2 separate regions of the Homo sapiens genome follow, and region 1 is linked to region 2. A link is an interaction called in ENCODE POLR2A ChIA-PET data of the cell type or tissue named here. Cell type or tissue: MCF 10A. All regions are shown on one strand. Links, peaks and the distances in the headings refer to the core of each region. The heading gives the core; the rest is flanking DNA. Region 1 has its middle 100 kb from the start of MAOA. Region 2 has its middle 180 kb from the start of PINCR.

Region 1 (15,960 bases), core at 5,883-8,382, 200 kb before region 2:
TGGTTATATATATATATATAAACATAAAGCCATTGTAACTATTTTTAAGTGTGTAATTCAGTAGCATTAAGTACATTCACATTGTTGTGCAACCATTGCCACCATCCATCTCTAGAACTTCCTTATCATCCTAAACAGAAAATCTCTACCCATTAAACAATAACTCCTCATTCTTCCTACCCCCAGCTCCAGTAAACTCTATTCTACTTTCTGTCTTTATGAATTTGCCTATTCTAGGTACTATATAGAAGTGGGATTATACAATATTTGTCCTTTTATGACTGGCTTATTTCACTTAGTATAATGTCCTCAAGATTCATCAATGTTGTAGCATGTATCAGAATTTCATTCCTTTTTATAGCTGAGTAATATTCCATTGTATGTATATAAATGTGCAGAAAATATTGAAGGATACAATAAATAGCAAAAAATAAATGGTATAAAAATGTTAGAGAGATTAAGAAATTTTAATAACTGAAATTGCAGTTATAGTTAAACTTCCTTTATTCCCCTTCCCAATCCTATTCTCCCTCCTCCCTCCCTAAAGGTAATCACTACCCTGAAGTTGATGGGTTTCTTCCCATTTTATATTTTTATATTATATGTTTAGTTTTCCAAAACAATATATAGTATTCTCTTGTGTTTTTATATTCAATAAATAGCATACTCTATGTGACATTCTGAAGTTTCCATGTCTCACTGTTGTTTTCAAGATTTATCCATGTTGATGCATGTGGTTCTAGTGCATTTCATTTTACTGTTTTATCCTTTTAAGTATGTGCATGTGACATATTAGCCATCATCCTATTGCTGAACATTTAGGATGTTTCCAGGTTTTTTTTTTTTTTGCTGTTACAAATAATGCTGCCATGTATTATTTGTATCCTTACCACATTTCTTTGAGCACAGGCTTTTCCTGGGGTCTGGAATACATACCCTGAACTAGAATTGCTGAGCTACAGGCCATGCACATCATCACTTTTACCAGATTCTGCTAAATGTCTATTGGTACAGCAAAATAGCACTTCAAATTTGGACAGCAGTGTTTGAAAGTCCCAATTTTTCCATACTCATCTCCAATTAGTATTATCAGTCTTTTTACTATTTCTCAGTCTGTTGGATAAAAATGGTATAATGGTATCTAATTGCTTCAGTTTTCATTTCTTTGGTTTTTAGGGGAGATAAGCATCTTTAGTATGTTTATTAGTCATTTGGAGTTTCTTATCTATAAAAATTCTAAGACTCATTTATATTTTAGAGTTTGAAGGAGTTCTAAAACCTATCCGCCCAATGAAAACTTATTATGGGTGTTTACCTATTTCCTTTATGAAGGCTTATTTATGGGTGTTTACCTATTTCCTTTTAGTGAGAGAACTTCAATTTCATGTTTCAGGGCTTGCTGCCACCAGATGTCAGCACTGTACCATAATCTCAGAGCCCAGCTTTGCCGGAAACGTGTTTTCCGTGATTCAAGATGGTGGGTCTTAATCATGTTTGGTAATACAATTGGATTTCTGCACATTTGTGCAAATAACTTGTAAAAATTCAAATATACTTAAGTAAATTATATTCTTTAGAACAAAGTTTTAAAGCAAGTTGAGCCCTGAGTCTAAATATCTGCATACATATTAGATTTCTGATTTCTACTGTGTCAATCTTAAAATTAGATGGTAACAAAATGTTAAAGCCAACATCTTTCGAATGATTATGTGCAGAGAACTGAGCTAAGCGCTTTTGACATATAGCCACGTGATTCTTACTGCAGTTATGTAAGGCAGGCGTCCTCACCTCATCTATCAAAAAGGGATAACTGAGACATAGAGAGGTTAAGTCAGTTGCTCACTAGCACACAGCTAGTTAAATGTCACATCTAAGGTCTTTCAACACAGGCAGGTTGCTTTCAAAGTCTGTATTCCCTGCTATTATGCTACTCTGGCTCTCAACATATGGAATTCTGCAATCAGCCTGTGTCCAAATCCCCTAGGGAGTTTGTGCTTAGGGATAAGAATAAACTTGAGCTAACAAGGGGGAATCCTTTCTAAAACTGTCTCCTGGTGGTGGAGGCGCATCTGCTTATTTCTGAGGTCAGCTGTATCTTCTAGTAAGAAGGCTTTTTTTCTTTTTTTAATCTTCCTTCTTTCAAAATCAGTTTCTAAAATAATAACCCAATTTTTTTTTTCACTCTGCCTCTTGGCAAACTTTCTCTGAATTTTACAGCATCCAACAAAAAATACCTGTGTGCTAATGCTGTATGTGTCAGGGTATTTTCCAGCGTATTTGCCACCTTCCCGTTAGTACCTATGCTCACAATATACCTTCACTTGGAAAGAAGACATTGCCTTGTCTCTCTGCTTCTTATCTTTTGTGCTCACAACAGATTAGCACCAGGCGGATAACAGATATAAGAGGGTGTGGTCTAAATACTAGAGAGAAGTAGAGACACCTGACCCCTGCCTTCAAGCTTCGGAGTGCTCACTCCTCACTTTTCACCCCCATTGTCCAGTCACTGTGTTTCACTAAACATGGGGCAATATGATCTCTGCATGGGTAGCAAGAGTCTGTCTGTGAGCTTCTTGCCTCTGCTCAGTGGAGCTAGGGGTCACCAGGTTTCCCCTTCGATGAAAGATCAAGAAGTCTCTTGGGAAATAACTCCTCCAAACAAAGTGGATTGTCTCAACTGTCCTTCCTAATAACAATGCCCATGTTAATCGGGGTTGGGATGATTTTGAGTATTAACATGTCCTACTGCTCAGCCAGTTCTCCAATCTAATCCCCACTGACTGACGCTGAAGTCCTGGGGTGAGAAAACTACAGGAAAAAACTGGCAGAATAGCTGCATTGAAATGCTTTTACTCAGGATCTAAAACAGTGCAGCTTTGTTTTGGAGTAGCATTTAAAATGCCAAGATGAGGAAAGAGGAATTGTCTCTGCTTCTGAGGAAAACATAGCCCAGATATGGTAGAACAAAGGCTCTAAATAACCCAGTGAGTTGCCCTGTTATGTTATCTCACCCGTGGCAGTGCCAAGGCTCTCACCTATGATGACAGAGTTGTTATAAACTGAAGGACATTGCCTCTTGAGGGCATGGGTGGCCTGACATCTCAGCTACAGGGAAACACAGCAGAAAAAAGAAATGGCTAATGCCATGGAGTGGCAAAAAGAAATATTTCTGTGGGCTCAGGCAAGGTGTCCCTTGGAGACTCCTAGAAATAGTGCCTCTGTCCTTTCCTCTCCCTCCACCCCAACCCGAAGATCTTACTTTAGCAGGCATGGGAAAAAGATTCAGAGAAATATTACTGATGATTGTGATTTGTACAAGTCCATATTCAAATGAAATCCCCAGGAATCAAGACAGATCATACAAAAACAAATTAGAGTAATTTTCCCTTAGGAGTTCTTGTTGGGGTGTTCAAAACATAGCTTTACAAATCAACATTTTCTGATCACATTAGATTCAGGGAAAAAAAATAATGCCCCCCCAAGTACAATGCCCCAAGCTGCTCTTGTCCTTCTTCTTCTTCTTCTTTTTTTTTTTTTTTTTGAGACAAGGTCTCACTCTGTCACTCAAGCTGCAGTGCAGTGTCACAATCATGGCTCACTGCAGCCCTGATCTCCCAGGCTCAGGTGATCCTCCCACCTCAGCCTCCTGAACAGCTATGACTACAGGCACATGCCACCACACCCGGATAATTTTTGGTATTTAATATTTTTTGTAGAGACAGGATTTTGCCATGTTGTCCAGACTGGTCTCGAACTCCTGGGCTCAAACAATCCACCTGCCTTGGCCTCCCAAAGTGCTAGGATTACAGGCATGAGCCACTCCACCCAGCCCTCTTGTCTTCTTAGATTCATATTAGCAGAGAGTTTAGCCCCTCTCTCTCTAGGTTTTCTTCTTTGTAACAAGCACAAGAATAGTGGTTTAGCCAATCCTACAATCCTAAGGGTCCACCTTGCTGCACCCTGAGGAGGAGAAAAGCAAAGAAATTGCTTGGAACTCCAAAGGGTTCTACTTGTCTTGCCCTTGTGGGGGCCAAGGCCCTCACTGAAAAATCATGGACATGAGGCAGATTGATTAATAGGAGAAAAGGCATACAAATTTATTTAACATGTATACATGGGATCCTTCAGAAGGAAGATCCAACCCCCCAACAGAGTACAGAAGTTTATCTATTATCTCGAGGCAATAGAAAGAATGCAGGCTCAGAGCATGGCCCAAAACAGATATGTTGGTAAATCAGGTTTTCGTGGCAAGACAGGTCATGGGAGTGAGAAAGGAAGAGGTTTGGCTAGCAAAAGTAGTCTTGTTATATAGATGAAGCCTCATAGGTAGTAGCCCTCAGAGGGAATAAATTGTAAGTGTTTCTTTTCAGACTTTTAAAGTTATCAGACTTTTAGTAGACTTCTTCCAGATCCAGGAAAAGCCTAGAAAGGGAAGGCCTGGCTGCTTTAGTAGAGATTCTCTACAGATACAAATTTCTTCCATCTCAATCTTCTGGCTCTATGACAGCGATTTCAAAATTTGTCAAAGAAATATATTTTGGGGTAAAATATTTTGATTTCCTTTACCATGCAATTCAATTCTGTTTCTATTAAGTGACCTGTGATAGCTGAGGTGCTCTCTTTGATATGGTGCTAGAATCTCCTTTTACCCATATTACAGATTATCTCACATTTGCCTTGGTCTCCAAGTTACAGTTCTTCACTTACAAGGCTTTGTTAGTTAGTATCTCCACTCACAGGTACTTCTTTGGGGTTAAATCCCATGACCAGGAGAAGATTTTGTGTAGAATCTTCAGTTGGTCTTTTCGTAAACCCAGGACCATATTCTCTTTTGGCAATGTAAATACTGGTGCAGAAGCCAGCATCCTGATCAAGTCTCTTTCTATTCTCAGGAAAATTTTTTCATCAACGTATGGCTTTCTTTTCTAACATTAGGCCTCAGACAGAAATACTTCCAAACACCAAAATTGGTTTTAATAACTTTGACTCTCAAGAAATAGTTTGTGGCCTCATCTTCTTCTCTCATAGTAGGTTCCTGGAAAAATTTCTCACCACCTTCTCAGAAAGCTTAGAGAGTTTTACAGTTTGTAGAAATGGACAGAGGTGGGGATGCTGGGTGATTCTGCCCAATAGTTGAAAGAGCTGGAGCTCCAATGCTTCCTCCCGAAATGGTGAATTTCTACTTGCCTTGCTTCCAAACAACCAAAAGGGAGCATTGGATTTATTCCTTACAAAACAGGGAGACTTAATGTCTCTACTGCTATAAATAGAAAGGGTTCTTAGAGAAATGATGACTTATAAGTTATCAGGGAAAAAAACCAATACAAACCTTTGGGCTTATTGAGTACCCCACAAATTGTTATTTATAGAACATAAAGGAGGCTTTGGGAGTTAACCAATTTGTTCACTGTTGTAATTGTTGGTGTTGCTTGTTTTAGGCTCTCTGCTTTCCAAGCATGTGGTAGGATTGAACTTTCTTCTCCTCTGTGGTTGGGTGGGAATCATATGACCTAGTTTGGCCAATGAATTGTGAGCTCTTGTTAGTGTGAAACCTAATGGAGCTCTCCCTCTACCACACCTACTGGCAATGCTCTAAATGGTGGCTCCTCTCTTAGCTTGGGTCCTGAACTTGGGACAAAATAGAATAGAACCACAGTTAATCCACAAATAACATGTAACATAACCAAGAAATAAGCCTTCGCTTTTTGTATCATAGTCCCAAGAGACTAGATTATCCTAGTGGCTGTGGAGGCGTGCTTCTTGGATTTCCTTTCAATGAAGAACTTGCTGATCAGCTGCAAGGCAAGAAGGACAGCTAGCTGACAGCCTCCAGCTGCTTCACCTTTGGGATCCACTGCAGTGTTTGAGCGAAGACCATGTTTTTCTCAGGCAGCCCCCGACACAATGACTGAGACTGAGCATGGTGAGGATATACTAGGGCCTAGCCTCTCTGCCCAGTGTGGGCCTCTGCTATTGGACACCCTTTGTTTCTGTGCTGTCTATTGCGTTAACCACATTTGCATTGCATTCTGAGGTTCTGCCTGCCAGATTCTGTCCTCTTCCTTCTTTCCTTTCACGAGTCTGATTTTTTTTTCCTGCAACAAAAGCCACACTCAATCACGAGTCTGATTGGCATCATGATCTTTCTATGACTTTCTATGTCTACTCCTGCTTTCTCTCCAGTCATTTTTCACAGGCATTACTCCCCAATACACATCTTATACTGCTAACTTGTCCTTGATGTCTGCTTACCAGAGGACCTGAACTGATACCATTATACTATGGTAAAAGTCATCTACTTTGTGTACCTGGTAAATAGAGCATGTAGACTGCAGCATAGACAAGAAGGAGAAGAAACTATCAGAAATGAGTAGAGATGAAATAACATCCTTCTGGGAGTAATGGACGGTTACATTTAAACCATCAGTGATTGAAACTAGCAGAACAGTTGAGGGAGACTGTAAAACTTCGGTTGAATAGTTGCCTTGTCCGTGAATGTGTTGCCCCTTTTGTTTGAAGGGTGCTGCTCCAACTTTTCTTTCCAAGGTCAAACCCAACCTCTGACCCTTTTGTTATCAATGCATGCTCTGTCTATGGACTGTGATGTGCATTTGTCTACTACTTTCCACTAACTCTAAGAAGGAGAATCACGTTCATAATTAAAACAGAACATTAACTCATGAGGGAAAGGAGAAAAGCTCCTACCCTACAAGTTTTCTATTTAGAAAAACATACTGCAGATATATAGCATTTCCTAATAATGAGAAGAATCATTCATCTCCTCCACTCTCGAATGGTTATTATTTAGCTGGGAATGAAAACACAAAATAGGTCAAAAGGACATAATCTGCAGCTCCTGCACACAGCAATAAAAATAATATGCTTTGGGTTTTTATAATCATCTTAGGTAGCTACTGACTCATTAAGTATGATATGCCCTACAGGTTGTCCTTACTGACACTGAGCCAGAAGTTATAGCCCCATGCTTAAGTGTTTCACAATTACCTTCCTCAGGATGTTAATTATCAACTTGGATTTCTCTCCTGGATGACTCAGTAGGCTATAATAGCCCTGATGGTAAATACCTATGGCAGGGCTGCAAAGCAATCATCCACATAAAGAGGGACTGGGTCACTAAGATAGTAGAAATGGTCGCATAAATACTATTGCCTGACAGGTCTCAGGGAGGCACTCCCTCCAGCTAAGAGAAGCCGTTTGGCATATTCAGCACAATCTGCTTTACTGAACTAGAATTACAAAGGTCTACCACAGCTGCCTTATCTATAGGAAAATATGTCTTGCAAAAGAACTATTTTCCCTTGAATTCTGCTTCTCTTGCTCGTTCACTCACAGTTTAGTGTGCCAGTTGGGTCCTCCAGGAAACAGAAACTGAGATGGAATCAAAAATGCAAGCAGTTTATTGAGGGGTAAATGTCCGTGTGGAAAACAGAGAGGAGGCAGGATTGGGCAGGCACAGCTTCCAGACTATGATACTGATCCGACTCCTGAAGAAAGAAGGAAAAAAGCAGGACTAGGCAAAAGAGCTTCAGACTGCCATGCAAATATGACAAAATTTTGGCCAACCCAGTGGGGAGCCCCAGAGCAAAGACAGTTCATTAGAGAAGTCCCATGGTGCACAGGAAATGGCAGGGCTCCTGCCGAGCTCAGTCATCAGCTGGGGCTTCCCAGGAAGCATAGCCTTGGCTCAAAAGCTGGAAACTGTCAGCTAACTGCATTTTTTTACAGGGGAATGACAAGTACTTTCTTGGAGGGGGATACGAGTGGTACACCTCCCTGGCTGCTGCATGTCATGTCTTCTTTTTGTGAGTGCAAAGTGGATTCATTTTAGGGTTACCCTTGTGGAATACATAAATGCAAAAAATAACAACAGGTGTTAAATACGATCTTGCAGTCTTAAGGGTCAGGGTTTGAGATAAATGACACCAGGGAGAAGCTGAAGGCCTGGGCCTTTCTCCTTTTCCAGCCTAGTGTTTTGTGACCATCTGTAGTTCTATCACTACCAGTTAGACAACCTTTGGCAAATCTTTCCTAACTTCTCTGAGCCTTGATTTCCTGATGTATGATACAGGAATATCATTGAAAGATAATCGTGAGGGTTAAATGACAGGTTTTAAAAATTCTCTGTGCAAAGCATCTGCCATAAGTTTTTAGTGCATCTTCTTTTTAGGTGAAAGTTGACCTTTAAATTAAGCTCAATTAGCCTGATTAAGACCAGTTTGGGAGCTGGAGGTTCAAGAAGAGGAATGTCTGATTATTTGGGGATTATTAAAGTAAGATGTATTAATTAGTATTCACGTCTTGGGTTTCTTTCATTTGCAGCCCAAAATAAGATGAAGCAAAAGAGGGATTTATTGGCTTATGTAAACTGTCTGTAAGAGAGCCAGATATATTACTGGCTTCAGGAACCAGGAGTTGAAATGCTAGCTGACCCTTACTCTTCTCCTTCCTTCTCTGCTTCTCTCTTTGTTTCAGCTTTGTTCTCTCAGGCTATCTTTCTCCTTAAGGCAAAAATCAAGGCCCATATTTCTCTATTGGTGAAACTGGGAAAGTTACCACATTCATATTCATATATGTGAATCCTGGAGCAGCCAGTGAAATATATTTTCTTAATTCCAATTCAGAAAATCTTGTTATAGGCAATCCTCACGCAAACCAGATAGAATGGAGGAGGGTGGAGAAGTTTATCAAAAGAATGTTTTACCCAGAGCACTTTCTTCAAGATCATCACCCCAATCTAGAGATCTCTGCTATACTGTGTCATCAGCCCTCTTTCTTTTTCCATTTAATCTTTAGCAATGAGCTGTAGATTTCATGGTGGTGAGGGGACACATTTGTACTAGAAGATATTATGTGATCGATAATAGTCTTGTCTCTTTTTTTGAGACATAGTCTTGCTCTGTCGCCCAGGCTGGAGTGTAGTAGCACAATCTTGGCTCACTTCAACCTCTGCCTCCTGGTGCCTCAGCCTCCCTAGTAGCTGGGACTACAGACATGCGCCACCACGCCTGACTAATTTTTGTATTTTTAGTAGAGACAGGGTTTCACCATGTTGGCCAGGCTGATCTCGAACTCCTGACCTCAAGCGATCCACCCACTTCAGCCTCCCAAAGTGCTCAGATTACAGGTGTGAGCCACCATGCCCAGCCATCTTGTCTTATTAAGAAAAAAATTTTTCTTAATTTCTTACTGTATATTTTTTTCTCCCATAATTTTATTTCATTTTAATAGAAAGGCTGGAACTTAATTATCTGATGATATCTTAGGTAAGGTTACCCCAAAAGCCGACCCTGAGGCAAGGATTTGAGTAGCAGTACTTTGTTCAGGAGATTATATCAGTAGTTATGGATAAGGGACTGGAAAGGTAAGATGAACATGAAATGAGAGCAGATTACTTATCTGCGAGCACCTGGGCCTCACTTCTGTTGGAGGACTCTGGAAGATAGTTTTCTACATTCAGGGGGAAGAAGGTGAAAATGTTTGTCCGCCAAACTCTCTGAGTGATTGACTGAAATCTACTTCTGAGAATGCTGACTCTCTGATACTTCTAGCCTGCCCCAGCATGATGAATGAGAGGGTAGCAGCAGCCAGAGAAACCCCTCAGGCACAGAGTTACAAGTACCTTCAGTTGGTAGCTGTTGGATTGGCAGGTACTAGAATAGTAAATAATTGTCTATTGTTGCATAATAAATTACTTCCACATTTTGTGGGATAATAATGTTTCTAAGCCATTGTTTCTGTGTATCAGGAAATCAGCTTAACTGGGTGGTTCTGGATCAAGGTTTCCCATAAAGTTACATTCAAGATGTCAGCCAGGCTGCAGTCATCTGAAGGCTTGACGGGGGCTGGAGGATCCACTTCCAAGATGCATGGCTGTTGGCAGAAGGGCTCAGTTCTTTGCTGGCTGTTAGGAAGAGGCCCCATGTTCTTACCATGTGGGCCCCTCATTAGGGCTACTTGAGTATTCTCAAGATATAGCAACTGATTTCTTCAGAGTGAGCAACACAAGACAGAGCACAAGGAGAAAACCACAATGCCTTTTATAACCTAGTATTGACAGTCACACACCGTTACCTAGTCCTGCCATATTCTATTTTGGTAAGAAGGAAATCACTAATTCCAATGCACACACTCAAGGGGAACTTTATCATCACCTTTTGAAAGGAGGTATGTCAAAGAATTTGTGGACTTATTTGAGAACCACTACAGTGGATATGGGAAGATATAGGCTGGGCACCAATGGCATCTGCTAATGGTGGGTCTATATATCCTATGTTTTACCTGTCACCATCCTAGGTTCTTACATTTTCTCACAAAAGGCATAAAGGATGAGTGAATCTGTCTTCTTTCTTTCTTTCTTTCTTTCTTTCTTTCTTTCTTTCTTTCTTCTTCTTCTTCTTCTTCTTCTTCTTCTTCTTCTTCTTCTTCTTCTTCTTCTTCTTCTTCTTCTTCTTTCTTCTTCTTCTTCTTTCTTCTTCTTCTTCTTCTTTCTTCTTCTTCTTTCTTCTTCTTCTTCTTCTTTCTTCTTCTTCTTCCTCTTCTTCTTCTTCTTCTTTCTTCTTCTTCCCCTTCCCCTTCCCCTTCCCCTTCTCCTTCTCCTTCTTCTTCTTCTTCCTCTTCTTCTTCTTCTTCAGATGGAGTTTCACTCTTGTCTCCCAGGCTGGAGTGTGGTGGTGTGATCTTGGCTCACTGCAACTTCCGCCTCCCAGGTTCAAATGATTCTCCTGCCTCAGCTTCCTGAGCAGCTTCTGAGTAGCTGGGATTACAGGCACATACTACCACACCTGGCTAATTTTTGTATTTTTCGTAGAGATGGGGTTTCACCATATTGGCCAGGCTAGTCTAGAACTCATGACCTCAGTGATCCTCCTGCCTCCAAAGTGCTGGGATTACAGACATGAGCTACCATACCCCACCTCAACTGCTTCTTAAAATTTACTTTATCCCTTCCCAAACACATACACATTCTCTCCCTGACTCCTCCTCTTTACCCCCTGTCCCAACCGAAAGGTTATTTTTTTACCACTAGACAAATGGATCTCAAACAAATTACTTCTTCACATCAGAGTCTCTGTATTGCACTACCCTGGAGGCACCATCACATTTTAATCTAACAACTATGATGCTGAGCAGCTTGGTGGCATGCCAACCTCTATATTCCTTTGACTAAGAGCTCTGAGTTGTATATGTGGTCTGCCTAAGGATTAGTCCTTTAATTGAAAGAATGTTGGCAACTTTGGTCTCAGATTTTTTCTTTGCATATATAATTCCTTGTTGTCCCTAATATCACAAGTTTTCTACTTTAATACTATGTTTATTCCCTCTACCTTGTAGATCTCTATACCCCTTCTTTCTTCCTCTTAAATGTTGTATATTGTTTGGCATTTTCTGGAAATGAGTAATATAGGAGACAGAGTAAAACATGCTATATGACTATCTTTGACTCTGCCTTGCAGGGAACCCAAACTGAGACAAGGATTTGAATGTAGATGGTTTATTTGGGATATGATTTCATGAAGCAAGAGTGAAGAAATGGGGAAATGAGGCAGGGAGAGTGAAAACCTAATATATGGGTACTTAATTGAGGTAATTGCTATGATGAACAGGGTCTTGATTCCACCAGGGCTTCTGAAGAAGTATAAAGAATCTCATGGGTGGTCAGAGCTTTCATCTATTTATACATCACTCCCTACCCCCTTATTGTTTGAAAATCACCCCTGCAGACACTACCTTCCCACACTTTTGGGGTATGCTTATGTACAGGCAAACTACTAATATGAAAAAGCTTCAAAAAGTTCATGAGAAAATTTGTATTATGAAAAAATTATGGATGAATTTCAAAATATATAATTCATGTATTGAACCATATAAAATACATGTATTGTTAGTACTATAAGCTAGTACTAACTTTTGACAGGATCTAGTTTGAGACACTAAGAAGGATAAGATACCAGTTTGAAAAGAGCCCCTATTAGAGCAACATGAATTATGCTAAAATTGAAGCAAGAATAAACATCAAATTCATGGCAAAGCTTGGGTAGAAGAACGATGAAATCATTGTTGCTTTATGAAAAGTTTACAAGGACGATGTCCAAAGAAGTCAGCAGTTTAGAAATGGGTAACTCATTTTAAGAACAGACAGGATGGTGTTGAAGATGAAGCCCATGGTGGCAGACCATCCTCATCAATTTGCCAGGAAAAAAATCCATCCTGTTTGTGCTCTAATTGAAGAGGACTGATGATTAACAGCAGAAACAATAGCCAACACCGTAGACATCTCAACTGGTTCAGCTTACACTACTGTGATTGGAAAATTAAGGTTGAGCAAACTTTTCACTCGATGAGCACCAAAACCATTGTGCCTAGATCAAATGCAGACAAGACCAGAGCTTCCAATGGAAATTTTAAGTAAGTGGGATCAAGATCCTGAAATATTTCTTTGAAGAATTGTAACAGGAGATGAAACATGGCTTTACCACTATGATCCTGAAGACAAAACACAATCAAAGGAATGACTACCAAGAAGTGGAAGTGGTCCAGTCAAAGCAAAAGCAAACTGGTCAAGAGCAAAGGTCATGACAACAGTTTTTTTGAATGTTCAAGGAATTTTGCTTGTTGATATTCTGGGGGGCCAAATAACAATAGCATCTGCTTATTATGAGGGTGTTTTGAAAAGCTAGCCAAAGCTTTAGCAGAAAAATGCCCAGGAAAACTTCAACAGAGAGTTCTTCTCTACCATGACAATGCTCCTGTTCATTCCTTGCACCAAAACAAGTGCAATTTTGCAAGAGTTTCAACGAGAAATTATTAGGCATCTACCTTACAGTCCTGATTTGGCCCCTTCTGACTTCCTTTTGTTTCCTAATCTTAAAACATCTTTTGCATAGTGCAGTGGCTCATGCCTGCACTCTGGGAGGCCAAGATGGGTGGATCGCTTGAGCCCAGGTGTTCAAGACCAGCCTGAACAACATGATGAAACCCCATCTCTACAAAAAATACAAAAATTAGTCAAGCGTGGTGGCATGTGTCTGTAGGCCCAGCTACTCAAGAGGCTGAGGCTGGAGGATCGCTTGAGCCTAGGAGGTGGAGGTTGCAGTGAGCCAAGATTGTGCCACTGCGCTCCAGCCTGGGCGATAGAGCAAGACTTTGTCTCAAAAAAAATCTTTAAAGGACACCCATTTTTCTTCAGTTAATGCTGTGCAATGACTGCATTGACATAGTTAAATTCCCAGGATCCTCATTTCTCTAGGGATGAACTAAATGGCTGTTATTATCACTTAGAAAAGTGTCTTGGACTTGATGGAGCTTATGTGAAAAAATAAAGTTTATATTTTTAATTTTTATCTTTTAATTCCATTTTTCCATGAACTTTTTGAAGTTCCCTCGAATATTGGATAAGGCCCTAGGGCAAAAAGCAAAAAGAGGTGTGGCTTGAGGTGGGATAAAGGCAAAAGTGGGGCCTTTGCACAGAACTATTTATAATATCTTTGGCTGAAATCAGAGGTGAACATAGGGGATAAGGCTAGGGTACCAGAGGCATCTGCTATAATGGCCAAATAGTGGAGACTGAGACACTCCTTGGTCTAGATCAAATACCCTGATGGCAAATAACTGCTGGGGGTGGAAGTTGCTGAGACAGATTGGGCTGTGAGTTTACCTGGCAGCCAAAAGTCTTGATTCAGAAAGAAAATCATGAGTTTATCGATATAGCGGCATAAGTAGACTGTCAGAGTAACTAGAAGGCAGATGTTAGCAAGACACAAGTCAGCAAAGATACATGTACATAGATACAAGCAGCTCTTGGCTAGGAGAGTTGGTATTTAAAGATGGCTCCCTGTGAGGCCAGGTACCAGTCAAATCTGTAGTGGGTCTGCTAGCAGAGTTTGGTACCTGGGGGAGGGAAGCAGAGCCAGGGCAGACACTTGGGGCATTTCGTAAAAATAACATGGTCTAATAAGGGGGATGTCTGAAAACAAGAATATTGAAGTGGCACTATAATCAGTTCTGGAGGAATCTAGTAAAATAGAAGGAAAAGAGTATGATGGTTGAAGGAAATAAAAATATTTTACCGCAAAATATACTACTTTGACATATTTTGAGATGGCTGTTTAGAGAGTCTGCAAACAGAGGTAACCCTGCAAAGCTGTCTTTTGTGGAGGAGATTTGCATCTGTAGATAAAATCTGCATTGATACTTCCAGGTTTTCTCTGAGGGCCTTCCCTTGTCTGTATCTAGGAAAGATTAATTGAGAGTTTGACACCCTTACAGGTCTGAAAGAAACATTTACAATCTATATTCTCTCTTAGGACTGCTACCTTGGAGGTTTCATCTACATAACAAGACCACCTTTGCTAACCAGACCTCTTCTCTCTCTCCTATAATCTATCTTGCCACCCTAAACTGTTTCGCCAGGATTAAAGCCCATATTCTTTCTGTAACCTCAAGATGGCATATAAGCTTCTGAACCCCATTGGAGAGTTGGGGTAATCACTCTGGTATTCTCCTGTACATGTTAGTAAATTTGTATGCCATTTCTCTTATTAATCTAATCTACCTTTTGTCAGTTGATTTTCAATGAAACTTCAAAGGGCAAAGGAAAAGTTTTCCCTTGACCCCTACATGGTGGTAGTAGAGGGTTAAAATAAGATGAAGTCCTCTCCAGAAGGCAGGGCTAGATGAGCTGTGACCACATTTCTGGGTATCATCCTCAAGAAGCATGACTCTGCATAAGAGTAACCTACAGCTAGAATTGTGAGGACTGGATAATTCTATATCTTGGATATTTTCTAACTGTCTATCTCTCCCCTTCTGCCATTCTCTAGTTTAGGTCTCCATATACTATTGTGACTGCTACAGTAGGTAGTTAGTCAGACATGAGCAGGGCAGGGAACACCCCCCCTCCCCCCACCACCCCGCACCAGGAATGTCAAGCAACCATCAGGAGATAGTCAGGCAGTTGTTAAACTCTCTCTAAAAAAATGCTTCGTTGCAGCCGGCACCAGGGAAAGGCAGTCTCCCAATGGATAGAAACACCTGAAGCTGGTGATTAGCAGCTTCCCAATAAGATCTCAGGATTTGGGCAAGTGGGATCAAGCATGTGCGCTAAGAGGCAAAATGGCAGAGTTTAACTGACATATAATCTTCCCCTAGGAACACTCAACTGCTAAGGGGAAATTGCCTCAAGTGAGTATGTGCACAATTTCAGTAAACACATGCAGCCCCTCCCGAGCGCTGGCAAGCCACTGTGCAGGCAGACAGCCCATCCCAAAGGAAGAATTGGGGGAGAAGGGATGCAACCCCCTGGAAGCCTGCCAACATATAAAACCCCAAGTCAAATGTCAAATGGGCACTTGAATTTCTCAAGTCATCTGCTTGGCCCTCTTCCAAGTGTACTTCTTCTTGTTCCTGCTCTAAAACTTAAATAAACTTTCACTCTGCTCTAAAACTTTCCTCGGCCTCTCACTCTGCCTCGTACCACTTGGTTGAATTCTTTCTTGTGAGGAGGCAAGAACTGAGGTTGCTGCCGACCCATACAGATTCTCTGCTGCTAACATGACCATCTTCTAACCAGTCCCTATCCCAAGTCTTGACTCAATCCTTTCTTCACAAAGCTGCCAGTGTAATCATTCTAGTAAGTACAACTATCATATTATTCTCTTGCTAAAGGTAACTCCCAATCATTATTTGATAATCAGATTAGCCATTGTAAGAAAGTTTAAATGTTTTTCTGAAGGTTTGATAATCTGAGTCTATGAAACAAACTGATAATAGATTAACAAGAAAAAATACACACATGTATTACATGTGCATGGGAGTCACACATTATATAAAAACTCAAAGGTAAACTGGTTGATGCTTTCATCTTCATACCATCTTGAGGTTACAGAAAGAACAGGGGCTTGGATCCTGGCAAAACTGTTATGGTGACAAGACAGATTACGG
Region 2 (15,960 bases), core at 8,905-11,404:
GGGTTTTGAGAGGAAGGCCAAAGGGTAAAGTGCTATTTTTATCACATCATAGCCAAGAGTACATACTATCAACATACATATATAGTATGTATATATGCTATCAACATCACTGTTGAGGTTGAACTGGATCACCTGGCTGAGGTAGTGTTTGCCAGTTTTCTCCACTGTAAAACTACTTATTTGTTTTCCTCCTTTTCATACCATAGTACTGGGAAGAAAGTTACTATGCAGCCCACACTTACTCAATGGGGAGTTATGCTCTGTTTTCTTGAGAGCAGAGTATCTGCATAAATTATTTGGAATTCTTCTTCATGGGAGATTTATCTATTCACTCATATTTATTCATTTATTTATGTCAGTATTTACTCATTAATATTTATTATATATTTTGAGTCATAATCTAATACTATTTTATATATTTTGTTGCTTAAATTATTCCAGATTTTGCTACTGGGAGTTCTTTCAGTTGACTCCTATGTCCCTTTGACATAATCCATCAATGTGAAGGGTATGTTTGGTTTTTTTAAAGTTATTTCATTACTTTCTAGCACATAAAATGATCCAGCTCATTTTATATAATTTCCTGCCTCAGTCCTAGAATCATCAATTACTTCAAGGATCTCTGGTTCCTTTTACTGGAGAATGTTTATAGAAAGCCAAATCTGGGTACCCTGTGTGCTCATTGCTATTGAGGGTAGTTTTGCTTCAGGACCCTAATATTGACAGAGCAAGGAAATTTATGTTTATATACTAACCTGTGAGTATATACAAATCTTAAATATTTTTATAAGTAGCAATTTATATTTATATTAAGCTAAATGTGAGTTCATATTGGTGTCTCTAACTCTAATCCATTACCATATGGATCATTCTGGACTCCTTCCCTTGCATATGTGTAACCTACCACTTCAAAAGTGAGAAACATGGCTCCCACCATTTACCATATACACATAAGTCCAGTATACATATTGCTATGGTTTGAATGTATATGTTCCCCCCAAATCCATATGTTGCAACCTAAGACCCAAGGTGCTAGTATTAAAAGGTGGAGCCTTTAGGAGGTGATTAGGCCATGAGGACTCCACCCTCATGGATGGAATCAGCACCCTTATAAAAGGGCTTGAGGCTGTGAGTTTGGTCCCTTTTGCCCTTCTACCTTCTGCCACATAAGCATGCAGTAAGGTCTTCACCAGAAACCATATCTGTGAACAGCTTTATCTTGAACTTCCCAGCCCCCAAAACTGTGAGAAAATAAACCTCTGTTCTGTATAAATTACTATACCCATTCTCAGGTATTTTGTTACAGCAGCACAAATGGACTAAGATAGAAAATGGTACTGAGAAGAGGAAATGTTGCTAGAATACCTAAAAGTGTTGCTAGAACAAATACTTAAAAATATGCAAGTGGCTTTGGAACTGGGTAATGGGTAGAGGCTGGAAGAATTTTGAAGTTCATGCTAAAAAAAAAAGCCTAGATTACCATGAATGGAACATTAACCGCAATTCTGGTGAAGACTCAGAAGTAGAGAACTGTACAGACAGCCTAAATCTTAGAGCTATCTAAGTGGTCATGAACAGCATGTTGGTGGGAACATGGATGGTAAAGGCTAAGCTGATGAGGTTTTAGATGAAAATGAGGAACAAGATATTGGAAACTGAAATACCATCCTTGTTACAAAGCGGCAATGATCTTGGCTGAATTTTCTTTATACCCTAATGCTTTGTGAAAGGCAGAACTTGTGAACAATGAACTAGACTATTTGGTGGAAGAAACATCTAAGCAAAGAGTCCAGAGTGTTGCATGGCTTCTCTTGATTGCTTATAGTAAAATGCAAGAATAAAGAAATGATTTAAAGATAGAATTTATAATTGAAAGGAAACTAGGTAAATATTTAGAAAATTTCCAACCTGGCCAAATTATGAAGAATAAAAAAGCACGTTTAGAAGAGAATATCAAGGATGTGACTAATTGACCATTTGATATGGAGATTAGTATGGATTGAAGGAAGCCAGATGCTATTCATCAGGACAGTGGAAGAATGACCCCAAAGGCATTTCTGAGATTTTTGTGGCTTCCCCACTTACAGAATGCCAGAGCCTCTAGAGCAGAACAGTTCCAAAAGAGGGGTTCAGGGCCCCCATGGAAACTTGAGAGACTTGTTGCCCTGGGCTGCCTCAAGTCTCTGCTTCTCACATTCTGATGCAGCACTCTTTGGTCACCTCAGCTGTGGCTCAAGTGGGCCCAGGTGCAGCTCAGACCATCACTCCAAAAGGTGCAGACTATAAACCTTGATGGCATCCAAACAGTGCTAATTCTGCAAGTGCACAGAGTACATGGGCTGTGGAGGTATGGCTACCTCCACCTAGATTTCAAAGGATGCTTCTGGGAACCTTGAAGCCCAGGCAGTGGATTGCTATAGGGGCAGGGCTGCCACAGAGAGCTGCCATTAGAACAATGCTTTGTGGAGCTAAGAGGTCAGAACCACAGCTTAGAGTCCCAACTAGGGCAATGCTTACTTAGCAGATCCATAGAGGTGGGGCTGCCCGTGAGACTGCAGACATCTAGAGCCATCAGTGTGCTGAAGTTTCAGCCTAGGAGAGCTACAGTTACCTGCTCCAAACTATGAGAACTGTGGCATGGGCTGTATCCAGCAAAGCCCCCCATGGAAGCTTGGAGACTGAACCCCCACTCCAGTGTTTCCAGAATGTGGGCAAGGAGTCAAGATTATTCTTAAGCTGCAAAATGTAATGTTATTTGCTCTGTTGGGTTTAGATCTTACTTAGAATCTGTTATTCCTGTGTTCTTGCCTATTTCTCCCTTTTGGATTGGAAATGTCTTCCCTATGCCTGTCTGATTATTGTATTTTGCAAACACATAGCTTGTTTGATTTCACAGGTTCACAGCTGGAGATTAGTTTGCCTCAGAATGAATCATATCTTGAATCTCACCGATATCTAATTTAGATGAGACTTACACTTTAAAGTTGGTGCTGGAATGAATTAAGATTCTTGGGGCTATTGTGATGGAATGAATGTATTTTGAATGTATGTTAGGAGGATGTGAATTTTGGGGGGCCAGGGATGAAATGTTATGGTTTGAATGTATGTGTCCCCTCAAAATGCACATGTTGAAACCTAAGACTCATGTGATAGTATTACGAGGTGGGGCTTTTAGGAGGTAATTGAGCCATGAGGACTCCACCTTCATGGATGGGATTAACACCCTTATAAAAGGTCTTGAGGTCATGAATTCAGCCTCTTTTGCCATTCTGCCTTTCTGCCATGTAAGGATGCAATAAGAAGGCCTTCACCAGACACCAAACTTGTCAGCACCTTAATCTTTGATTTTCCAGCCTCCAGAACTGTCAGAAAATAAATCTCTGTTCTTTATAAATTTTTCAGTCTCAGGTATTTTGTTATAGCAGCACAAATAAATTAAGACAGAAATATGGCAGTATAGAAACTATTAGCTCATATCCCCATGTGTAACAACTTTATTAACTAGAGCACAGTGCTTGTGTATTTTTTTTCCTTTTGTCTTACAGAATCCACTCATTCCCAAAGTGTCTTAGGTTAGCACTTTTTCATCCCACTCAGTTCAGTGAGGTTCTTTTATATATTTGCGATATAGTTAGATTCTGTATTTTATTCTGGGATTCCCTGGCCTCCTACATAATTTTATTAAATAATTTGTGTATGCTACTCTTTGTGCTTTAAAGTTCTAAGTTTCTTGACAAATGCATAATGTCATACAGCCACTATTACAGTATCATACAAAATAGTTTCACTGCCCTGAAAATCCTCTATGCTCCACCTATTCATATCTCCCTCTGCCCTACCCCATGAAACCACTAATATTTTTACTGCCTCCATAGTTTTTATTTTTCCAGGGTGTCATATAATTTAAATTATGCAGTATTCTGATGGTTAATTTTATGTGTCAACTGGGCTGAGCTAATGGATGTCCAAATAGCTGGTAAAATATTTCTAGATGTGTCTATGTCTAGTAGAGCTTAACATTTCAATTGGTAGACTGAGCAAAGAAGATTGCCATCACCAATGTGGGTAGGCATCATCTAATCTATTAAGAACCCAAATAGAACAAAAGGCAAAGGAAGAGCGAATTTGTTGTCTCTTCTTGAACTGGAACATCCATTGCCTATTTTCTCCCTCCCTGGGAAATTGGAACTCCTGATTCTCAGTTCTTCAAAGTCCAAGACTTAAACCAGTGCTACTCCCCACAACCCCAACTCAGACTGTGAGTTACATCATTGGCTCCCTAAATTCTCAGCCCTTCTAACTGAAACTGAATTACCTCACTGGGTTTTCTGGTTCTCCAGCTTGCAGATGTCAGTTCATGGGAATTCTTGGCCTCCTTAACCACATGAACTAATTTGCTAATTCCCATAATAATATCTCTCTCTCTCTCTCCCTCTCCCTCTCTCTCTCTCCCTCTCCCTCTCTCTCTCTCTCTTCCTCCCTCCCACCCCGCCAGTTGGTTCTGTTTCTCTGAAGAATACTGGCTAATACAAATTTTGGTACTGACAGTGATTTTAGAGGAAGATAATTTTAAAGATGAGTTTTCTGAATTGATTCTGGGGTTTCTGGAATTGACTCTCTAATCTGACTAGATTTAAAGATGCTCATGAGTCTTTTTCCAGTAGTAAAAAGATCACTGATAGTTCATGGCATGACTTGTTTATAAAGATACACAAAATATCTGCATTAGATACTCCTAGTTAACCACTTATATAAAGCAAGGTGTTAAATGACTCTGTGTATGATAGTCTTGAACATATTTGGAAAAATAAGGAATATAATGGCATTGGTTGGTTGCTCCTAATGTTGTTAGACAAAGTGGTGAAATAAAAGAATGAGCTCAGGGATTAAAATTCCCACCTCAAGCACTACATAAATTACTTAAGAGCTTTTAGGTATGCCCCAAGGGAGAACCTGATCTCCTGTAGCTGCAGGGCTGAAATTGCTGGAAATAAAATGCAGGACTTCATCCTGAGATTGGCTGAATTACAATGCAAATTTAACTCCCAGCCTCGCAGGATATCTACTGTTAAAGTGAGGGCATTGAATGGTAAAGAATGGGATCCTGTAAGTTGGAATGAAGATGTCTGAGAAGACCCTGATAAAGCTGGGGACTTTGAGCCCCTATATTCTGATAAGGCTTCTTTGCCAGTAGAAGAGCTTTCTCCACATCCAGTGGAAGCAGCCTCCCAATCCCCAGTGGAATTGTCCTCCCAGTTCACAGTAGTGTCACCCTTTTCATTTCTGTCTGAGTAGATTAAGCCTGCATTGCCTTAGGAAATTTTAATGGCCTCCACTGAGGCAGTTCCCATGCAAGACAATTCAGATTCTCCTCATGACTTACCTCCACCACCCCTCTTTGTGTTTAGACCTATAACTAGATTCAAGTTACAGAAGACTTTTAAAGTCAAAGTGTGACCCATGAGGAGATGCACTATATTCCAAAATAACTTCTTGATTTCTCTAATTTATACAAGTAGAAATCCAGGGAATATGTGTGGGAAAGGATATTCAGGATATGGGATAATGCTGGAAGGAACATAATGTTAGATCAGGCTGAATTTATTGATATGGGCTCCATAATCAGGAATTCTGCATTTAATGTTACAGATTGGGGAGTTAGAAAGGACTTTAATTATTTGGTTAGTTGGCTAAAATATGAACCAAAAGATGGCCCACCACAAGTGAATTAGAAATGCCCAATCTTGGCCAGGTGTGGTGGCTCACATCTGTAATCTCAGCACTTTGGGAGGCCAAGGCAGGCGGATCACCTGAGGTCGGGAGTTCGAGACCAGCCTGACCAACATGGAGAAACCCTGTCTCTATTAAAAATACACACAAAAAATTAGCAGGGCATCGTGGTGTATGCCTATAATCCCAGCTACTCGGCAGATTGAGGCAGGAGACATAGCTTGAACCCAGGAGGTGGAGGTTGTGATGAGCTGAGGTCACGCCATTGCGCTCCAGCCTGGGCAACAAGAGCGAAACTCTGTCTCAAAAACACACACACACACACACACACACACACACACACACACACACAAAAGCCCAATCTTTCTTGGTTTAATGCAGAGAAAGGAATACAAAGGCTGGGGATACTGGACTGTTAAAGTGGATTTTTTATTTGAGACTTATATCAGAAGAGTCCAGGCAGCATACTTTTCACTAATACATTGATGACTAAATTTGTAAGAGGAGCTCCAGCAATCTTGAAGAGCTCCATGATCACTCTTCTGTGTAGGCCAGAACTTACAGTGGGAACCATAGTCACTCAATTAGAAAACCTAAATGAAATAGGAGTAATTGGATCCCAGACTGGCAAAGCCAAGAGGCAGAACTCAATCACCAAAGGCAAGTTGAGGTTAGTCACTATAATGAACAGCAATATTAAGTTAGTTGAATATACAAGTCTAAAATTCAGTGAATAAATTGAGGTTGAAGACAGGCTTTTAGAAGTTGTAAGTATATATATGATATTTGTATTAGTCAGTGTTCTCCAGATAAACAGAACTAATAGGATACACACACACACACACACACACACACACACACACACACACACACATATGTTTTGTTATAAGGAATTGTCTCACATACAATTATGAAGGTTGAGAATTCCCATGATCTGCCATCTGCAAGCTGGAGACCCAGGAAAGTTAGTGGTATAATTCAGACCAAGTATAAAGGCCTGAGAACCAGGGGAGCCAATGATGTAAATCCCAGTCTGAAGGTAGGAAAAGATGAGATGAGATGTACCAGCTGAAGCAGTAAGGCAAAAGGGCAGGGGCAATTTGTTTCTTTCTCCACCTTTACTCTATTCTGACCTTCAGTGGACTGGGTGATGCCTACACACATTAGGGAGAACCATCTACTTAGTTCACCAACTCAAATGTTAATCTTATTTAGAAACATTCTCATAGACATATCTAGAAATAATGTTTAACCTGATGTCTGGGCATCCGCAATCTGCTCAAGTTGATGTATAAAAGTAGAAGTATCACAATATCTAAAGCAATGGGACAAATCAGATTACCTAAGGAATGAGAGCAGATGGAGGAAAATAATGACAAGAAAATAGAGCTCTGGTACACTTCAATGTTTGGAGGTTTGATAAATGAGGAAGAGCCAAAGGATAGAAAAGGAGGAAGCAGTGAGGTTAAAAGAAAATTTAAGAATAGTGTTCTGAAGGCTAAATGAACAAAGGTGTTTCAAGGAGGAAGGAGTCATCAATATTGTAAATGCCACTGATGAGTTAAACAGATGAGGACTAATAATTGACTATTAGATTTGGCAACATGGAGATCATTTGTGACTTTGCCAAGAGTGGTTTCAGTGGATGAATATGTACTATATATTTAATCAGAAAAGAAAGCAATACTTTAGTGTCACCTTATGGAACCTATTTTAGTGTAGTGTGCTGACAAAAGCACAGGGTTAATAATTAAATAACTTGCTTCCAATCGGGCTATGGCAGCAATGGGACAAATAGAAGGAAAATCATTTCATCTTCTATGGTCTCGGTTTCTGTATTTATAAAATTAGGAGGTACATATGGTTTTAACATGATGGAGCAAAGTAATTTCCACACTCTTCTTTTGAAAACCATCTCTGAACACAAGGATGAAACAAAAGAGAAACACAAATTTCACCTTCAATAAAACTAGAAGAACTTTTTAACCTCAAACCACAATACAGATGGAAAAAGGATGGAGAAATGGTAAATAATTTAGCAAACTAGTGACATATAGCCAGTTCACCTTGAATTGCTCTGAACAGGCTAGAAAATGGAGGCACTAGACAGCACCGCCAGTAGGAGTCAGGCAGGGGAATATCAGCAAGAATGGTGAGATTTTTTATGTCATCACTCCTGTCCTTCCCCACTCCCACAAAGCACAGGTGATATATTTTCTGGGTTACTTGAACCAAGGAGATTCTGGAATTGGCTATCCCAGAATCTGGAATTTGCTAACACATAAGGGAGAACAGGAGTGAAATGCCAGAGCATAAAAGGGCACTGAGTGAGAGTCTGTATAGTAAAGGTAAAACTCCAATCCCCTACTTTTACTCAACACCACAACAAAGGCAGGCAGCCTCAGATACCACAGGCAGGTGATTGGAAGATTATTTGCTGATAAGACTAAACTTCTCTAGAAAGAAGATCCATAAATACTGACATTTTGGGGTTTTCAGTGAAAAATCTGTCTGGCCATTTGATTATTTAATTGTGAAGTCCATTCATGAACAAGGCCCACTTATGGTCAAAGAGCTTCCAATCAACTCATTGTTACTTCAGTTTTAAATACGAATGGCCCGCCAATGATTATCAGATGGTTGGGGATAGCCATCAACATGAAAAAGAGACAAAAACAGAGAGGAAATGCAGAGAGCAGAGGAATTAAATTTTTATCGTCAGAGATTAAGAATGAGTTATCAGAAATTATAAATATGATTAAAAATAGGAAATTTAATTTAAAAACTGGAACTTTCAGTCATGGAAATTTCCTAGCAATTGGAACCAAAAGGCAAAAAGATTTACAATTAGGAGGCTCCCCCCACACCACCCAGCCAAGATGAGTGACTAGGGGCATCAGATGCCAGTTTTCCTCAGAAAGAAGATCAAAGTTAATGGTGAATGGACATGTTCTGAATGGAAAACTGAGGGAAGAGAGTCTGTCAAAGTGACCATGGAAAGAAGCTAGAATCCAGAAAAGGAAAGCAGCAAGAGTCTGCCAGAGGTGGACCCTCAAGGAACTCTGAGTCCCATGGAAAGAGTAGGTGCATGTTCTTATCTGCTGCCCTCGTCCCTGTGACAATCTGCTGACTGTCAAATAGTTGGGGAGCCCCTCTGCCCTCGTGACCCAGGGCAATACTAGTGGTAGCAACTTCCCATGGACAGAGAACTAGGTGACCACCTCATGCAGGTGTGCCCACACTCCTCTCAGACCCGAACTGAGATGGTGGGCAGCATACTGGTTGTGCATCTGTCATGGGTCACTGTTTTGCCCGATGAATTCTCTGCTCTTAAGTCACCACACCACCAGATTCCCTGCAAATGTACCCCACAATGCACTCTGACTTTGGCAAGTACAGGGGACTAGCAGATCCCCAGGGAGCTGCAGGGCCTCTGGAGATCTAACCCTCTATTCAGGTTGCCCCTAAGGTAGAAGGAGGGTAGCCTGCTAAAGGCCCCCTTGGGCCAAAGAAATGTGGGTATGTATTTGAAATGCTTGTCCCCTGGTGCCGTAAAGAAATAGCACTTGAACATAAATTTAATTCCCTCAGCAAGGCCATTTTTATACTTTCTGCAGAAAGGGTACACTCGACAGCAGTTTTGCCATGAGGGTACACCGAACAAAGGAGACAGGGTCATTTATAACCTGACGCGTCCACCCTACTGCTGTGTCTGGTTTCCATTGGCTGGAACAGGACCTCACATTCTGTATTTGTCCTGATTGGCTACCAACTTAGAACTTTTTAAAAGAAGCAAAGGCAGAGGAGAACGAAGGAAGGAAGAAGTAACTTGTGGAATGCTAAGAAAGGTAAAAACGCCTTCAAATAAGGAAGAGGAACAGGCTATGACCTAATGGTTGCTTGAACCAGTATAAGCATGCCAGGGCAAATATTTAGGCTAAATTGTGGGAGCTAAGAACATAAAGTACATTGATTTCTTTATTACGGCTAGCAGATATTGAATGTTAGCACAGGTCTTTGAATACGTTTTGCTTCTAAGAGAAGTTACTATTTATTTTTAATTAAATGGGGAGGAAAGTCTTTGAAGAGGAACCTCTACTTTACTTTTTACAGTGTGGCAACAATTGCTGAAGGGGACAACACCGACAGCCAGGAACAGACGTGAAGAGGGGGTCATTTCCCACCCCCGTCCACTGTTGCAGATGCAGAAATGGTTCTTCCTACTGGGACCTGGCAGGTATGCACTCAGAGAAAGCATTTGTTGTGCTTTTTGTGGCAGCTCCACCTCTGCTGAAAGTGAGCCTGACCACTTAAGCTTGAATGAAGGGTGGGGCCCAACTCCCCACCCCCACCCCACACACAGAGCAGTAGTGTCTCAGCAATGGAAGACAGACAAGATGCAGAGTTACCTTCCCTAGATCCAGGGAAGAGGCTCTGCCCTGAGCCCATTTTGGTGGTAGCAGTCAGAGAGGTATATCCATGGTCCATAGATGCATTGTAGCTGGGAACCAAAGGACAAAGTGTATATGAACTGAAGGTCATGGGTCCTGTGCCAGGCATGATAGGGAATAAGATTGCATTCCTGGTGGCTCAGGATGAGAAGCTGGTTCACCCCCATTTTCCCTGAAACCTCAGTATACTTTAGTCTTCTTGCCACCTCCCCATCAGGGTGAGTGCTTCCACTCCTCGCCAGCCTACCTAAAGTGGGGCAAGCTCTTACTCTTAAGTGCCACCTACTGGACTGCAGTCTGAACTGCACCACCAAATAGAAAACCTGCTGCCAGAAAGGCTTAGTGTTAGTCCATAAGATAAGCTTCCTGAGACCTATGGACCCTCATCCCACAGGAGATAGTATGTTGGCTCATACATCCAGTACATCACTGTAACAAGCAGCATCTGAGAAAGCCATCACACAGAAGCTACCCACAACCAAGGAACCCATACAGAGCCTTGGCCCCTTGCAAGCACCCAGAAACAAAGCCAAATGATCACACATAACATATGTCACAGTAATACCCTCAAGGAAAAAAAGAATAAAAAATAAAAAAAGTCTCCTTCAAACAATAGCAATTTCAAATATAAGATGCAACAGCTCCCTCAGATGAGAAGGAATCAGTGAAACACCTCTGGCAGTACAAAAAGCCAGAGTGTCTTGACACCTCCAAAAAATCACACTAGGTCTCTAGCAAAGGATTCTAAAAAATGGAAAAGTCTGAAATAACAGACAAAGAATTCAAAATACGGATTGCAAGGAAACTCAACGAGATCCAAGAGTATGTTGAAATACAATGCAAAGAAACCAGACAAATTATTAAGGGTGTGAAAGATGAGACAGCTAGATTTAGAAAAAAACAAATAGAAATTCTGGAATTCAAACATTCTCTAAGGGAATTTCAAAACATAAGTTGGAAGCTTTAATAATAGACTAGACTGAGCAGAAGAAAGAATGTCAGAGCTTGAAGACTGGTTGTTTGAATTAACACAGTCAGACAAAAATAAATAAAAAATAATTTTAAAAAATGAACAAAGTATTTAAGAAATGTGGAATTATGTAAAGCAACCAAACCTATGACTGATTGGCATTCCTGAGAGAGAAAAAGTAAAAGTAAGCAACTTGGAAAACATGTTTGAGGGAAATTTCAGGAAAAATTCAGGAAAATTTCCCTGATCTTGTTAGAGAAGTTGATATCTAGATACAAAAAATTCAGAGAAAACCTGTGAGATACTATACAAGACAACCATTCCCATGACATTTAGTTAACACAGCATCCAAGATCAAGGCAAAAGGAAAAATGTTAAAGGCTACTAGAGAAAAGGGCAAAACTATCTATAAATAAAATCCTATCAGACTAACATCAGACTTCTCTGGAGAAACCACACAAGCTAGAAGACATTGGGGGCCGATTTTTAGCCTTCTTAAAGAAAAAAAAAATACCAGCCAAGAATTTCATATCCTGACAAACTAAGCTTCATATGTGAAGAAGAAATGAAGTGTTTCCCAGACAAGAAAACACTAAGGGAATTTATCACCACCAGAATAGCCCTACAATAAATGCTCAAAGGAGTTTTAAACGTGGAAATGAAAGAATGGTACTTGCTACCATAAAAACACACATAAATACAAAGTTTACAGAACTCATATAGCAATTACATAATTGAGACTACAAAGCAACTACCTAAAAACAGTATGACAGGAGCAAAACCTCATATATCAATATTAACCTTGAACATAAATGGCCTAAACGCATCATTTTAAAGATATAGACTGGCAAATTGTATCAAAAACAGGATCCAACCTTCTGCTGCCTTCAAGACCCATCTCACATGTAATGACTCCCACAGGCTCAAAGTAAAGAGATGGAGAAAGATCTATCATGCAAATGGAAAACAAAAAAGAGCAGGGGTCACTATTGTATCAGAAAAAACAGACTTTAAACCACAAGAGTTAAAAAAAAAAAAAAGACAAAAAAGGTCATTATATAAAGATAAAGGGTGCAACAAGAAGATTTAACTATACAAAATACATGTACACCCAACATGAAGCATCTAGATTTATATAACAAATACTACTACACCTAATAAAAGAGATAGTCATACAATAATATTGGGGGAATTCAACACTCCACTGACAGCACTAGACAAATCAAGGCAAAAAACTAACGAAGAAAATTGGGACTTAAGTTGGACTCTTGACCAAATGGACCTAATATACATCTAGAGAATACCTAACAATCACAGAGTATACATTTTTCTCACCTGTGCATGAAATATTCTTGAAAATTGGCCACATGCTTGCTCATAAAGCAAGTCTCAATAAATTTGAAAAATCAAAATCATATCAAGCATCTTCTTGGACCACAGTGGAATAAAATTAGAAATCAATACCAAGAGGAACTCTCAAAACCACATAAGTACATGGAAACTAAACAATTAGTTCCTGAATAAAATGGGTAAAAAATAAAGTTAAGCTGGGAATTTAAAAAATGGAAATAAATGAAAATAGAGACACAACCTACCAAAACCTCTGGAATATAGCAAAAGTAATGTTAAAAGGAAAGGTTACAGTGCTAAATGCCTACATCAAAAATACAGAAAGATCTCAAATTAACTTAATGTCACACTAAAGTAGAAATACAGGAGCAAACAATCTCAAAGCTAACACAAGTAAAGAAGTAATAAAAATCAGAGCAGAACTAAGTGAAATTCAGAACAAAATCACATACAAAGGACCAATAAAAGGAGAAGTGAGTTCTTTCAAAGGATAAACAAGATCGATAGACCACTAGCTAGATTAATCAAGGAAAAAAAGAGAAAAGATTCAAATAAGCAAAATCAGAAATGACAAAGTTGACATTACAACTGATACCAGAGAATTACAAAATGATCCTCAGAGACTACTATAAATATCTCTGTGCACACACTCTAGAAAACCTAGAGGAAATGGATAAATTCCTGGAAAGCATTTGATAAAAATCTAACATCCCTTTATGATAAAAACCCTCAATAAACTATGCATCAAAGGAACATATCTCAAAATAATAAGAGCCATATATGACAAACCCACAGCCAACATTCATGCCAAATGGATAAAAGTTAACAACATTCTTCCTAAGAACTGGAACAAGATGAGGACGTCCACTCTTACCACTCCTATTCAACATAATACTAGAAGTTCTAGCAAGAGCAATCAGGCAAGAGAAAAAAATAAAAGGCATCTAAATTACAAAAGAAGAAGTCAAATTATCTGTGTTCACTGACAATATAATCCTATGCCTACAAAACCCTAAAGATTCATCTGAATGACTCCTGGACCTGATAAATGACTTCAGTAAAATTTCAGGATACAAAATGAAGATACAAAAATCAGTAGCATTTTTATACACCAATAACATTCAAGCTGATAATCGAATAAAGAACTAAATCTGATTTACAATAATCACACACAAAATAACCCCTAGGAATACATTTAACAAAGGAGTTGAAAGATCCCTACCAGGAGGACTACAAAACAGTGATGAAAGAAACAATAGATGATACAAACAAATGGAAAAACATTCAATGCCCACAGATTGAAAGAATTAATATTGATAAAATGACCATACTTCCTAAAGCAATCTACAGATTCAACACAATTCCTATCAAATTACCAACATTATTTTTCACAGAACTAGAAGTAAAAATTCTAAAATTCATATGGAACAAAAAAGAACCTGAATAGCCAAAGCAGTCCTAAGCAAAAGGAACCAAGCCAAAGCCATCATGTTACCCCACTTCAAGCTATAATACAAGGATATAGTAACCAAAACAGCATGCTGCTAATACAAAAATAAACACATAGATCAATGGCATAGAATAGAGAAACTAGAAATAAATCCACACACTTATAACCAACTAATGCTTGACGAAGTCAAGAAAAATAAACAGTGGGGAAAGAACATCTTATTCAATAAATGGTGTTGGGAAAGCTGGCTAACTATATGCAGAAGAATGAAACTGGACCCCGACACAAAAACTAACTTAAGATGGATTAAAGAATTAAATGTAAGACCTTAAGTGATAAAAATATAAGGAAAAAAACTAAGAAAAACAATTCTGGATATTGGCCTGAAGAATTTATGACTAAGACCTTGAAAGCAAATGCAACAAAATAAAACTTGACAATTGGGACTTAATTAAATTAAAGAGCTTCTGCACAGCCAAAGAAACTATCGCCAGAGTAAACAGACAACCTTCAGAATGGGAGAAAATATTTGCAATCTATGCATCTGACAAAGGACTAACACCCAGATCTGTAAGTAACTTAAACAAATCAACAAGAGAAAACAAGTAGCCCCATTAAAAAGTAGGCCAAGGACACAGACACTTCTCAAAAGAAGTCAGACAAGCAGCCAACAAATAATGAAAACATGTTCAGCATCACTAATCATTAGAGAAATGAAAATTAAAACCACAATGAGATATCATCTCACACCAGTCAGAATGGCTATTATTAGTAAGTCACAAAATAAGACATGTGAGTGAAGATGTGGACAGAAAGGAATGCTTATACAATGTTGGTGGGAATATAAATTAGTTCAACCTCTATGAACAACAGTAGGGATATTTCTCAAAGAATTAAAAACAGACTGGGTGCGGTGGCTCACGCCTATAATTGCAGCACTTTGGGAGGCTGAGGCAGGTGGATCACTTGAGGTCAGGAGTTTGAGACAAGCCTAGCCAACATAATGAATTCTTGTCTCTACTAAAAATTAAAAAAATTAGCTCGGCATGGTGGCAGGTGCCTGTAGTCCCAGCTACTCGGGAGGCTGAGGCAGGAGAATCACTTGAACCCAGGAGTCAAGATCACACCACTGCACTCCAGCCTGGGCAACAGAGTGAAACTCTGTCTCAGAAAAAAAAAAAAAAGAATTAAAAATAGAACTACCATTTGACTCAGCAATTCCACAACTGAGCAGCTACCAAAAGGAAAAGAAATAGTCATATCTAAATGAAACCTGCACTTGTATGTTCATCACAGCACTATTCACTATAGCAAAATCATGGGATCAAACAAAGTGTCCATCAATGGTGTATTGGATAAAGTAAATGTTGTATATACGTACCACAGAATACTATGCAGCCATAACAATAATAAAATCATGTTCTTTGCAGCAACATGGATGCAGCTGGAGGCCATTATTCTAAGTGAAGTAACTCAGAAACAGAAAATCAAATAGTGCACATTCTCACTTATAAATGGGAGGTAAAGAAAGGGTACATATGCACATAAAGATGGAAAACAACAGACATTAGGGACTCCAAAAGTCGGGAGAGAGGGAAAGGGCAAGGGTTATAAAATTACTTATTGGGTGCTATGTTTACTATTTGGGTAATGGGTTTACTGGAAGCCCAAACCCCAGAATTATGCAATATAACCATGTAACAAACCTGCACATGTACCCACTGAATCTGTTTTTTTTAAGACTTAAGAGAAAAACAACAACAAGAAGTACAATAGGCAAATAAGAGTTTCACAAAGTGATAATTTCTTTGCCAGAGTAATTTTCTGTGTGATATAAAATATAATTCAAGAACATTTCCTAAAATGGGCAGACTTTAGTCATCAACTGCAAGAGCTCCACAAGAGTTTAGCATCATGGATTTTTAAAAAGTCAGTTTCAGTGCATTTTCTTTGGAACCCCAGAATACCAGAGATAAAAAGAGGTTCCTGAAATACACTAGAGAAAAAAA

Evidence for each region. ChIA-PET counts read pairs that join two places held together with the same protein. Peaks named below come from ENCODE experiments on the same cell type or tissue, not always from the same donor. Only the 100,000 strongest peaks of a DNase experiment are listed, where the experiment ranks them.
Region 1: POLR2A ChIA-PET joins it to region 2 with 5 read pairs; 1 of 35 experiments calls an interaction of 5 or more read pairs at or near these places.

The regions. Positions count from the first base shown.
Region 1 is chrX:43,543,473-43,559,432 of GRCh38, reverse strand. No RefSeq gene overlaps it. Among named protein-coding and RNA genes, the nearest start is that of MAOA, 100 kb to the left of the region's middle. In MCF 10A, for the core only: no CTCF peak of the experiment used is centred there; a DNase peak (open chromatin) is centred at 6,992.
Region 2 is chrX:43,344,096-43,360,055 of GRCh38, reverse strand. No RefSeq gene overlaps it. Among named protein-coding and RNA genes, the nearest start is that of PINCR, 180 kb to the right of the region's middle. In MCF 10A, for the core only: a CTCF peak has its summit at 10,487 (motif pointing left); a DNase peak (open chromatin) is centred at 10,435.